Regions from separate parts of the Homo sapiens genome. Here region 2 is linked to region 1. Evidence: chromatin loops called from intact Hi-C (ENCODE). Cell type or tissue: A673. All regions are shown on one strand. Each heading gives the region's core, and the rest is flanking DNA. Links, peaks and the distances in the headings are about the cores only.

Region 1 (5,381 bases), core at 318-5,317:
CAGCCATGGATCCTTTAACTCGGGGCCTGTATCAACACCACCATGCGTCCACAAGAGTATAAAATGGGCAGAAGAGTGCTTGATGGGCACAAGCCCAGAGCTGTCGGCTTCTGCAGAACCCAGAACAGGAAGGGTCACCTCCCTGAGGCACCTGACCTGGAGAACCAACTGCATAATCCCAGGTAGGCCAGGTCAAAGCCAAGGGGAAGGAGAAACTGCTGGAGGACTTCCCCCCACAAAACATGGGCACGTGTTATCTGCTCACCAGGATGCTTCGACCTTGTTCTGATGCCTGGGGACTTCTGGTGAGTTCCCTGGCCATCCATCCTGGTCTGTTCACCTTCTCAGGACTCCAGTTGAGTTGGGCTGCGTGTGACAGACCCCTGTGAGTGCAAATGAACAATGTCACTGAATTGCTGCCTCACTGGCCCCTCAATTCCTTGTTGCTGGCCTCTGCCCACCTGCACTTCAGATACTGTCATCATGGAAGAATCATCCTTAGCACAGAAACTCACACACTGTAAATGCTCCATGTGAAGAGGTGAAGAGGTGGAGAGGGAACCTCCCTCCCAGACCATCATGGATGCTTAACATTCTCTTGAAGCCTGACGAGTTTTCTCCAGAAAGCTGAACTACAATACTCACCATCTGCTACCAACACCAACGAGTTCAACACATGAACTAAGTAATCGAGAAGGACACTTCCGTTTAATTAGGTACTATAGAGCAGTAGCAAGGCCCACACGTTAGTGTCAAATCTGGATGCAAATCCTTGCACTGCCTCCTACCAGCTCTGTGACTTTGGGCGTTTCTTAACCTCTCTGCAGCTTATTTATTAAGAATGCTGTGAAGATGAGATGACGCCCTTCATACAGTGTTTGGCATCGTGCCTGACCCACCAGAAGGGCTCAATGTGTGTCCACAGTTGCTTTTTTTCTTTGAGACTGGGTGTCCCTCTCATACCCAGGATGTAGTGCAATCATAGCTTACTGCAGCCTTGAACTCCCAGGCTCAAGGGATCCTCCTGCCTAAACCTCCCGAGTAGCTGGGACTACAGGCACACGCCACCATGCCTGGCTAATTTTTGTAATTTTTTGTAGAGACGGGGTCTTGCCATATTGCCCAGGCTGGCCTTGAACTCCTGGGCTCAAGTGATCCGCCCACCTTGGCCTCCCAAAGTGTTGGGATTACAGGCGTGAGCCACCATGCCAGGCCTGTTAGGCGTTTCTTAACCTCTCTGCATTTAGTTTCTTAACCACTCTTATTTAGTAAGAGTGCTGTCAGCCTGGAACTATAGCTCACGCCTATAATCCCAGCACTTTGGGAGGCTGAGGCAGGCAGATTACTTGAGGTCAGGAGTTTGAAACCAGCCTGGCCAACATAGTGGAACCCCTTCTCTACTAAAAATATAAAAATTAGCCGGGTGTGGTGGCGTGTGTCTGTAATCCCAGCTACTCAGGAGGCTGAGGCAGGAGAATCGCTTGAACCTGGGAGGTGGAGGTTGCAGTGGGCTGAGATCACGCCACTGCACTCCAGCCTGGGCAACAGAGGAAGACTCCATCTCAAAATAAAATAAAATAAAATAAAATAAAATAAAATAAAATAAAATAAAATAAAATAAAATAAAATTAAAATAAAATAAAAAATAAAATAAAATAAAATAAAATAAAATAAAATAAAATAAAATAAAATAAAATAAAATAGTGCTGTGAAGATGAGCTGGCTCCCTGCACAGAGTGTTCGGCATCATGCCTCACACACTGTGGTGGCTCAATGTATGTTGACAATTGCTTGTTTTTTGCTTTTTTTTTTTTTTTTGAGACAGAGTCCTGCTCTGCCACCCAGGCTGGAGTGCAGTGGTTCGATCTTGGCTCGCTGCAGCCTCCACCTCCCGGGTTTCAGCGATTCTCCTGCCTCAGCCTCCCAAGTAGCTGGGGTTACAGGTGTGCGCCACCATGCCTGGCTAATTTTTGTATTTTTAGTAGGGATGGGGTTCTGCCATGTTGGTCAGGCTGGTCTCGAACTCCTGAGCTCAAGTGATCTGCCCACCTTGGCCTCCCAAAGTGCTGGATTACAAGCCTGAGCCACCGTGCCCGGCCCACGATTACTTTTTTGGGGGAAGCTTCCATTGCAGCACCCCATGGGCACTCCACCATCATGTCTCTCTACTCCTCAATTGAACCTTCTCTCCTTTCCCTCTCTCCTATAAAAATGACCCTTCAGTAGGTCATTTTCTCACTGACATGCTAACTTATGACTTGCAGCATCTGATGATACAACTTTGACCTGCTTTATAATCGTGGGTTTCAGGCAAGGTGGGAGGCCTTCCAAAGTCACCTTGAGAACCACAACTCTTTGGTGCCATCTGCAATCCTCCATATCAGCCCTGCAGATAACAGGGAACTATGGCTGCTGCCTCCCTGGAGTAGGACATTCTTTTAAAAAGATCTGGGAGCACTTTAGGAGGTTGAGGCGGGTGGATCATGAGGTCAGGAGTTTGAGACCAGCCAGACCAATGTGGTAAAACCCCGTCTCTACTAAAAATACAAAAATTAGCCGGGCGGGGTGGTGGGCACCTGTCATCCCAGTTACTTGGGAGACTGAGGCAGAAGAACCGCTTGAACCTAGGAGGTGGAGGTTGCAGTGAGCCGAGATGGTGCCACAGAACTCCAGTCTGGGCGACCTTCCTGCACTCCCGGTGTTCGGGGACCAACAAGGCGTAATAAGGAGCCAGAGACCAAGGCCCAAGTCTCAGCTCTAACTGAGTATTATGGGGGTATTAATGTCCACCTCCCAGGATAGGGAGCACAGAGCAAGGAATACTAAGTATTGAAGCCCTGAAACGCCCACTTCCTGTACCTGAGTCGCTGCTGTCCTCTAGTGGCCACTGGATAAATTGCACAGCACGCCGGCCTGAAAAAGCGGAAGTGAGAGATGCTTTTCCCCACTTCTGAATCTACCAGATGCTGGGGGGTTCTCAACCATGCTCCACTCATGACTTCCTTTTTATAAAATGTATTTTGTGTAATTACAGTAATTTTTGAACATTTTAGGCAGATTTATTGAGGTATTGACATATAATAAACTGCCTAGAGATTACAATTTGATAATATCTGAGCCTTAGTATACAGCTGAAATCATTATCACAATCAAGATAGTGAAGAAAGCCATCCTCCCAAAAAATTTCCTTGTTGCCCCTTGGTGATCCTGCTTCCTGCCCTTTCTACTTCCCTCTCACCCCCAAGCAACTACTGATCTGCTTTCTTTCTCTTCTCTTTTTTCCTTTTTTTTTTTTTTTTTTTTTTTGAGATGGAGTTTCACTCTGTCACCAGGCCGGAGTGCAGTGGTGAGATCTCGGCTCACTGCAACCTCCGCCTCCCAGGTTCAACAGATTCTCCTGCCTCAGCCTCCCGAGTAGCTGGGACTACAGGCACCTGCCACCACGCCCAGCTAATTTGTGTATTTTTAGTACAAATGTTGTATTTGTATTTGTATTTAGTACAAATGTTGGCCAGGCTGGTCTTGAACTCCTCGCCTCAAGTGATCCGCCCACCTCGGCCCCCCAAAGTGCTGGGATTACGGGTGTGAGCCACCACGCCTGGTCCTGATCTGCTTTCTGTCATCATAGGTTAGTTTATATTTTCTAGTGCTTTCTAGACACGGAATCATACAGTGTGTATTTTTTTGGTCAGGTTTCTTTCACTCACCATAATTATTTTGAGATGTATCCATGTTGCTTTGTGTGCCAATAGTTCATTACTTTTTAAATGTTTAATTGTAGTTTTTGTGGGTACATAGTAAGGGTATGTATTTCTGGAATACCTGAGATGTTTTGATACAGGAATGCAATGCATAATAATCACATCATGGAAAGTGGGGTATCCAGCCCCTCAAGCATTTATCCTTTGTGTTACAAACAATCCAATTATACACTCTTAATTATTTTTATTTTTATTTTTTTTTTTTAGTTTTTGAGACAGCGTTTCACTCTTCTTGCCCAGGCTGGAGTGCAATGGCGCTATCTTGGCTCACTGCAACCTCCGCCTCCTGGGTTCAAGCATTTCTCCTGCCTCAGCCTCCCAAGTAGTTGAGATTACAGGCACGTGCCACTAGGCCCAGCTAATTTTGTATTTTTAGTAGAGACAGGGTTTCACCAGATTGGTCAGGCTGGTCTCAAACTCCTGACCTCAGGTGATCCACCTGCCTCGGCCTCCCAAAGTGCTGGGATTACAGGCATGAGCCACCACGCCTGGCCATTAGTTATTTTTAAATATACAATTAAATTATTATTGATTATTGCCAGCCTATTGTGCTCTCTAACACTAGGTCTTATTCATTCTTTTTTTTTTGTACCCATTAACCATCCCCACCTCCCCACATTACTTTTTATTGCTGAGTTCTGTTCCATTGTATGAATGTACCACAATTTGTTATTCATTCAGAATGATAGTAATTTTAAAAATCAATATAATGCCCTAACTAGAACATACAACAGAAACTAACTCAAAGACGAGTTCTGTATAAAAGCTCAAGGAAGCTGGGTGTGATGGTTCACAACTGTAATCCTAGCACCAAGGCAAGTGGATCACTTGAGGCCAGGAGCTCGAGACCAGCCTGGGCAACAGAGCCCCCCGACCCCCCCAACTTCTACAAATATTTTTAAAAATTAGCCAGGCTTGGTGGTCCAGGTCTGTAGTCCCAGCTACTCAGGAGGCTGAGGCAGGTAGATCACTTAAGGCCGGAAGGAAATTTGAGGCTTCAGTGAGTCGTGATGGTGCCACTGCACTCCAGCCTGGACAATAGAGACTCAAAAAAAAAAAAAAAAAAAAAAGCTCAGCCATGACCACCCTGACCCTGACCACTCTGGAACATACAATGATACAGTCGGGCACTTATATACTATACATGTACTAGCTGCGAGTACAGCCAGGCAGAGGTGGGGCAGATGAGCACATCAACTACTAGCACCACTGTCCTGGACATCACACAACAGGGGGGCAGGGCTGGGCTTTGAGCCCAGGTTTGTTTGGCTCTGAAGCCCAGTGGCTGGCCACTCCATGCAGGAGGGTACAGTGCTCTGTCGCCCAATGCATGGGGACTGGTGTTGAGCAGAGAAGATGGACATGGGCAGATTTTAGCTGGATGGAAGGATGCGTTTCTCACAGGGCTGACCATTGGGGTAGCATGTTCTTTTTTTAATTACGTGGATGGCGTGTTTGGGCTGGCTCACCCTGGGATTTCTCCCATCCAGCCATGACCCAGACTCATTCACTAAGGTCTATATTTGCCTTTTTTTTTTATTATACTTTAAGTTCTAGGGTACACGTGCACAATGTGCAGGTTTGTTACATATGTATATATGTGCCATGTTGGTGTGCTGC
Region 2 (5,381 bases), core at 211-5,210, 74 kb after region 1:
GGTGACAGATGTTGGACTGGGACAGGAATGAGGGGTGGGGGGAGGGTGCTGCAGGACTCAGCCCCTGAATGTGACTTGTGAACCCCTGCTTCCTGGTCCCAGTGGGTTCCTGCCACCTTCAGCTGCAGCCTCCACCTCGAACCCACAGCTCTGTATTTGAATCAGCCTGTCATTCCCTGCTTACGGGTTTAGATCCTACAGGGCCCTGGCTTTCTGGGCAGCATTTGATGTGAAGCGCCCTTACCACCTACTCCTTGGGGTGGACCCACCCCTGGCACCCAGGACTCCTTGCCTCCCAAGGACTGAGCCCCCTGGGCTTTCCTTCCTTGCTTCCTTCTTTCAAATCCACTCTCAATTTTTACTTTCGTGTTCCTCAAAGGCCTTTCGGTTGTGGTTTAAGGGGGGCTGACCTCCTACTGCTTGCTGGGAATGGACTCTGGCTGGGGGGAAGTTGCCTGCCCATTCATCTGGCTGCCATCTGTCTCTTCAGATGTCATGTGATTCTCTGAGGGAGCAGCTGCGTGAGTGGAGATGCTCTCAGTGGTGGAAAATGGACTGGACCCCCGGGCTGCCATCCCGGTAGGTGGGTGAGGGAGGAGCAAGTAATAAAATAAATAAAACATATTCTACCATAAGGAGCTTATGTTCATCTGGCCTTGGACAGACAAGTAGACAAAGTATTATGACAGTGCTATAACAGAAGTTGAGAGAAGGTGATGTCAGAGCAGAAAAGAGCCTAACTGAAGAGACTGATGAAAGTGAGGCTTTACAGAGGAGGTCTACATAATTACTTAACATTCCCCAAAATATATTTAATGTATTTTGAGCTATACTTATTCATTAACTATACACTTAATGACTTTGCCCTTTTCTGTATACAATGTTTCATATGCCACAATAACATTTATTTCGGATAAAGTTTACTCATGTTTAATAACCATGAAAAGAAAGGTTAGCATTAGCTGAGAAAACTTCATAATGTTCTACTCCACACCTGTCATGGCTACCCCAACATGGGCTTCCCTAACATTCCAGGTTTAAACTGGGTCAGTGTTGAATAGCTGTGGCATTAGCCTGGTGCCAATAAACTTAGGGCTGCTGTACTATGAAATAGCAACCGGTAGAAGCCGAAGAAAAAGATCAAGAGTCTCCTTTTCCTTCGCCATGTCCCGAGTCAGAGCCAGGATCATGCTTAGGCTGCACAGGCCTAGAAAACTCCAAGGGTGAAGCAAGCTTCTGCTTTACACAAGGACCAAAGGAACTGGAATGGGTCACAGTTACATGCAACCTTAATACCTCCTAAGTGATTCCTCTGTGGATGAACCCTCTCTTAACTGTATTTGCAATACAGCTAACAGGCAATTTCACATACTTCCTTACATCACTCTATCAGGTCAATCTTCCCTATGCACCTCAAAATAAACCAGTGACCCCACTGCAGACCAGTTCCACAAGAATTACTCTGGGCTTCCTGAACAAGATAGCTGTCTACAATGCTTTAAAAACCCTATTAAGATGAGAACCTCAACACCTTTAAAAAAATTTTGGAGAGAAAGGTGTCCTAAGCTTCTGCAGTTCCCATTCAGCTCCTTCCGTATTCAAAAGTTTCAATGCTCTTCCACCTCCCATCCTCAATAACATTTCCATCCTCAACTACAGCTGTGTAATCTCAGAAAGTAGTCAGGAGAAGGGATTTTTAAAAACAACCTAAGGGTCAAGCCAGTGCTTCTGGGAGGCCAAGGCAAGGAGGATCACTTGAGGCCAGGAGTTTGAGACCAGCCTGGGCAACATAATGAGACCACATCTTTACAAAAAAAACCTTTAAAAATTAGCCAGGCATAATGGCACTCGCCTGTGGTCCCAGCTGCTTGTACTTGCAAGGCTAAGGTAGGAGGATAGCTTGAGCCCAGGAGTTTCAGGTTACAAGGAACTATGATCTGGCCATTGCACCTCAGCCTGGGCAACAGAGCAAGACCCTGTCTCTTACAACCTGCTTAGTCCCTATTCTTTCCCCTTATTTAGCAGGTGTGAAATTTCAATAAACAAAATTTTCAATAAATAAATATGTTTCAGTGAAATGATGAAAAGGACACAACAGCAAAGTATGTTAGAAAAAAAATGCTTTGGAATCAGATAAAAGGTCCTGAGTTTAAATTTAGTTCTGCCTTTTACAAGCCTCTGAAGATTTACTCTGAACATTAAACAAACATACATAAGTAAACCTTTAATTAGTATACACTCAAGGTACATACATTGTTTTCCTTTCTCCTTCTAAAGCATGGAAGAGATTTTTTTTTTAAATAAGCTGACAAAATATGAAAATTAAAAGAACACAACCGCATGCAGAAGTAGCACAGAGGACTTCCTAGAAATTGTATTCTTTCTCCAGGGAGCAACAAGAATCGTTATTCCCAAAAGGGACTCTATTCACTTCACAGCTTGGAAGGTAATACCTACCTCTGACAGAACAGAAACTGGCGTCTGGATCCTAGAATCACCTAGCAGTAGTCACAAATACCTTTTTTTTTTTTTTTTTGGTAATACGCCACTTAAAGAAAATTAATGTTAACATGCAACAAAGTAAATCCTTAAAAAGAAAAAGAAAAGCCCCACCATCCCTGCAATCTCCCACCCAAAGACAAATTATAACTCAACAGCCTATCACCAAGATTCAGCCCATCATCTAGATTCATCTAAAAAAAAAAAGGCCTGTACAACCCAGGAAGCACTGGCAAATCTTGGTGCAGCAGGGAAAACATGAACACCAACCCACTTAACCAAAACACATAAGAAAAAATTTCTTCCATTTCAGTAACTAAAAAACAAAACAAAAAAACAACAAGCACTTAAAGTGATTACTAACTTGAGCAATAGCTCTGCACCCTGATACTCAAATCTCAGCTCTGCACTCACTTGGATGTATAACCGTGAACAAACTACTTGACTGCTCTGATCTTCCATTGTTTATCTTGAAAATCGTGAATGAGAGTAAAATGCTTAGCACAGTGCCTGGCATATCACAAGTGCTCAAAAACTTCTATTAATTATAGTGTTACATAAAGACTAAATGCATGTGACTATATCATTGGGGGGAAATTCCATGGCTTGTTAGAGCGAGTTGAATATTCTCTTCCAAATTTATGTTCGCTCAGAACCTGTGAATATGACCTTGTTTGGAAACAGGGTCTTTGCAATTGTAATAAAGTTATGATGAGCCTTTTAGTGTGGGCCCTAAATTCAATATGACTGATGTTCTTCTAACATGGAAATCTGGACACAGATGCAAAGAGAAAGATGGTCATATGAAGATGGAGGCAGCAACTGGAGTGATGTAGCTACAAGCCAAGGAACACCAAGGACTGGCACAACACCAGAAGCTGGAAAAAGACAAGGAAGGATTCTTCCCTAGAGCCTCCAGAGAGAGCATGGCCCTGTTAACACCATTATTTCAGACTTCTGGCCTCCAGAATGGTGGGAGAACACATTTCTGATTTTTTAAGCCATCTTCTTTAAGTAAAAGATTATCTATGATGTTGTATTTTACAGACCAAGAAACTGAAGCTCAGAAATGTTGAGTGACTTTTCTTGTCAAGGTTCATGTTAAATAGCTGTGACATGTAAGCATCTGGTAGTAAAGCCATGACTAGAAGCAAAACTTTACCAAGTCCAAGTATGGTGCTTAATACAATTCGCTTTGAATGATGAAACTCTTGGACAATCAGCATACATTCATGTGCCAAATAACATTATGGTCAATGACAGACCACATAAACAATGATGGTCTTATAAGATTGTAATACAGCTGAAGAATTCCTATCTTAGCACAAAGCACTACTCATGTGTTTGTGGTGATGCTGGTGTAAAGAAACCTACAGTGCTCCTATTCATATAGAAGTATACCACATACAATTATGTCCAGTAAGAATATAATAGTTGATAATAAGAACTATGTTACTTTTTTTTTTTTTTTTTGAGACGGAGTCTCACTCTGTTGCCCAGGCTGGAGTGCAGTGGCGCAATCTCGGCTCACTGCAAGCTCCACCTCCTGGGTTCACACCATTCTCCTGCCTCAGCCTCCCGAGTAGCTGGGACTACAGGTGCCTGCCACCACACCCAGCTAATATTTATATTTTTAGTAGAGACGGGGTTTCACAGTGTTAGCCAGGATGGTCTCGATCTCCTGACCTCATGATCCGCCCGCCTCGGCCTCCCAAAATGCTGGGATTACAGGCGTGAGCCATTGTGCCTGGCCAAGAACTGTTAACTGTTAAAAAAAAAAAAACTTATTTTTTATGATAAGAAGAAGTGTTATGTATTTACTGTACTGTACTTTTAATCGTTATTTTAGAGTGTACTTCTACTCAATTAAAAAACAGTTAACTGTCGGGCCGGGCGTGGTGGCTCACGCCTGTAATCCCAGCACTTTCGGAGGCCTAGGCGGGTGGATCACGAGGTCAGGAGATTGAGACCATCCTGGCTAACATGGTGAAACCCTCTCTCTACTAAAAAAATACAAAAACAATTAGCTGGGTGTGGTGGTGGGCACCTGTAGTCCCAGCTACTCAGGAGGCTGAGGCAGGAGAATGGCGTGAACCCGGGAGGCGGAGCTTGTAGTGAGCCAAGATCATGCCACTGCACTCCAGCCTGGGCAACACAGTGAGACTCCATCTCAAACAAAACAAAACAAAAAAAACCCAGTGAACTGTGAAACAGCCTCCAACAGGTCCTTCTGTTGGCACTGTCACAGGCGATGAAAGCTCCGTGTGTGTTGTTGCCCCTGAAGACCTAAGAGTGGAACAAGATGTGAAGGTGGAGGACAGTAATTCCGACAAATCTGACACTGTGTGGGCCTACGTTCATGTGTGTGTTTGTGTCTTAGTTTTTAGCAAAACAGTTTAGGTAGAAAAAAGCTTGTAGGATAAGGTGTGAAGAAAATATTTTTGTACAATTACAATGTGGTTGTGTTTTAGGCTAAGTGTTATTACAAAAGAGTCAAAAAGTTTTAAAATTTTAAAAGTTAATAAAGCAAAAAGTTACAGTAAGCTAAGGCTAATTTATTATTGAAAAAATCTTTAAAATAAATGTAGTGTAGCCTCGGTGTTCAGTGTTTATGAAGTTTATAGTAGTGTACAGTCATGTCCTAGGCCTTTCACATTCAGCCACCCTTCACCCGCTGACTCACCCAGAGCAACTTCCAGTCCTGCAAGCTCCATTCATGGTAAGTGCCCTATACAGGTGTACCATTTTTATCTTTTCTACTATATTTTTACTGTATTTTTTCTATGTTTAGATATGTTTAAATACATAAATCTTTACCACTAGTTGCCTATACCATTCAGTATAGTAGCATGATGTACTTGTTTATAGCCTAGGAGCAATAG

What was found. A loop is a pair of places that touch in the nucleus more often than their neighbours do. Peaks named below come from ENCODE experiments on the same cell type or tissue, not always from the same donor. Only the 100,000 strongest peaks of a DNase experiment are listed, where the experiment ranks them.
Region 2: it touches region 1 in a loop (9-fold over the local background); 5 of 110 quality-filtered maps call a loop at or near these places.

Annotation. Positions count from the first base shown.
Region 1 is chr17:46,998,435-47,003,815 of GRCh38, forward strand. LOC101927060 (a long non-coding RNA gene) reads right to left here. Exons shown (of 9, transcript XR_243711.6): 7 at 266-383. It also overlaps a transcript of LRRC37A2 not described here. Among named protein-coding and RNA genes, the nearest start is that of RPRML, 22 kb to the left of the region's middle. In A673, for the core only: a CTCF peak has its summit at 2,892 (motif pointing left); a DNase peak (open chromatin) is centred at 2,877.
Region 2 is chr17:47,072,623-47,078,003 of GRCh38, forward strand. The region is part of intron 1 of LOC101927060 (a long non-coding RNA gene); the gene reads right to left. It overlaps LOC124904015 (a long non-coding RNA gene), which reads left to right and starts at 491. Exons shown (of 2, transcript XR_007065824.1): 1 at 491-579; 2 at 3,281-3,655. In A673, for the core only: no CTCF peak of the experiment used is centred there; no DNase peak of the experiment used is centred there.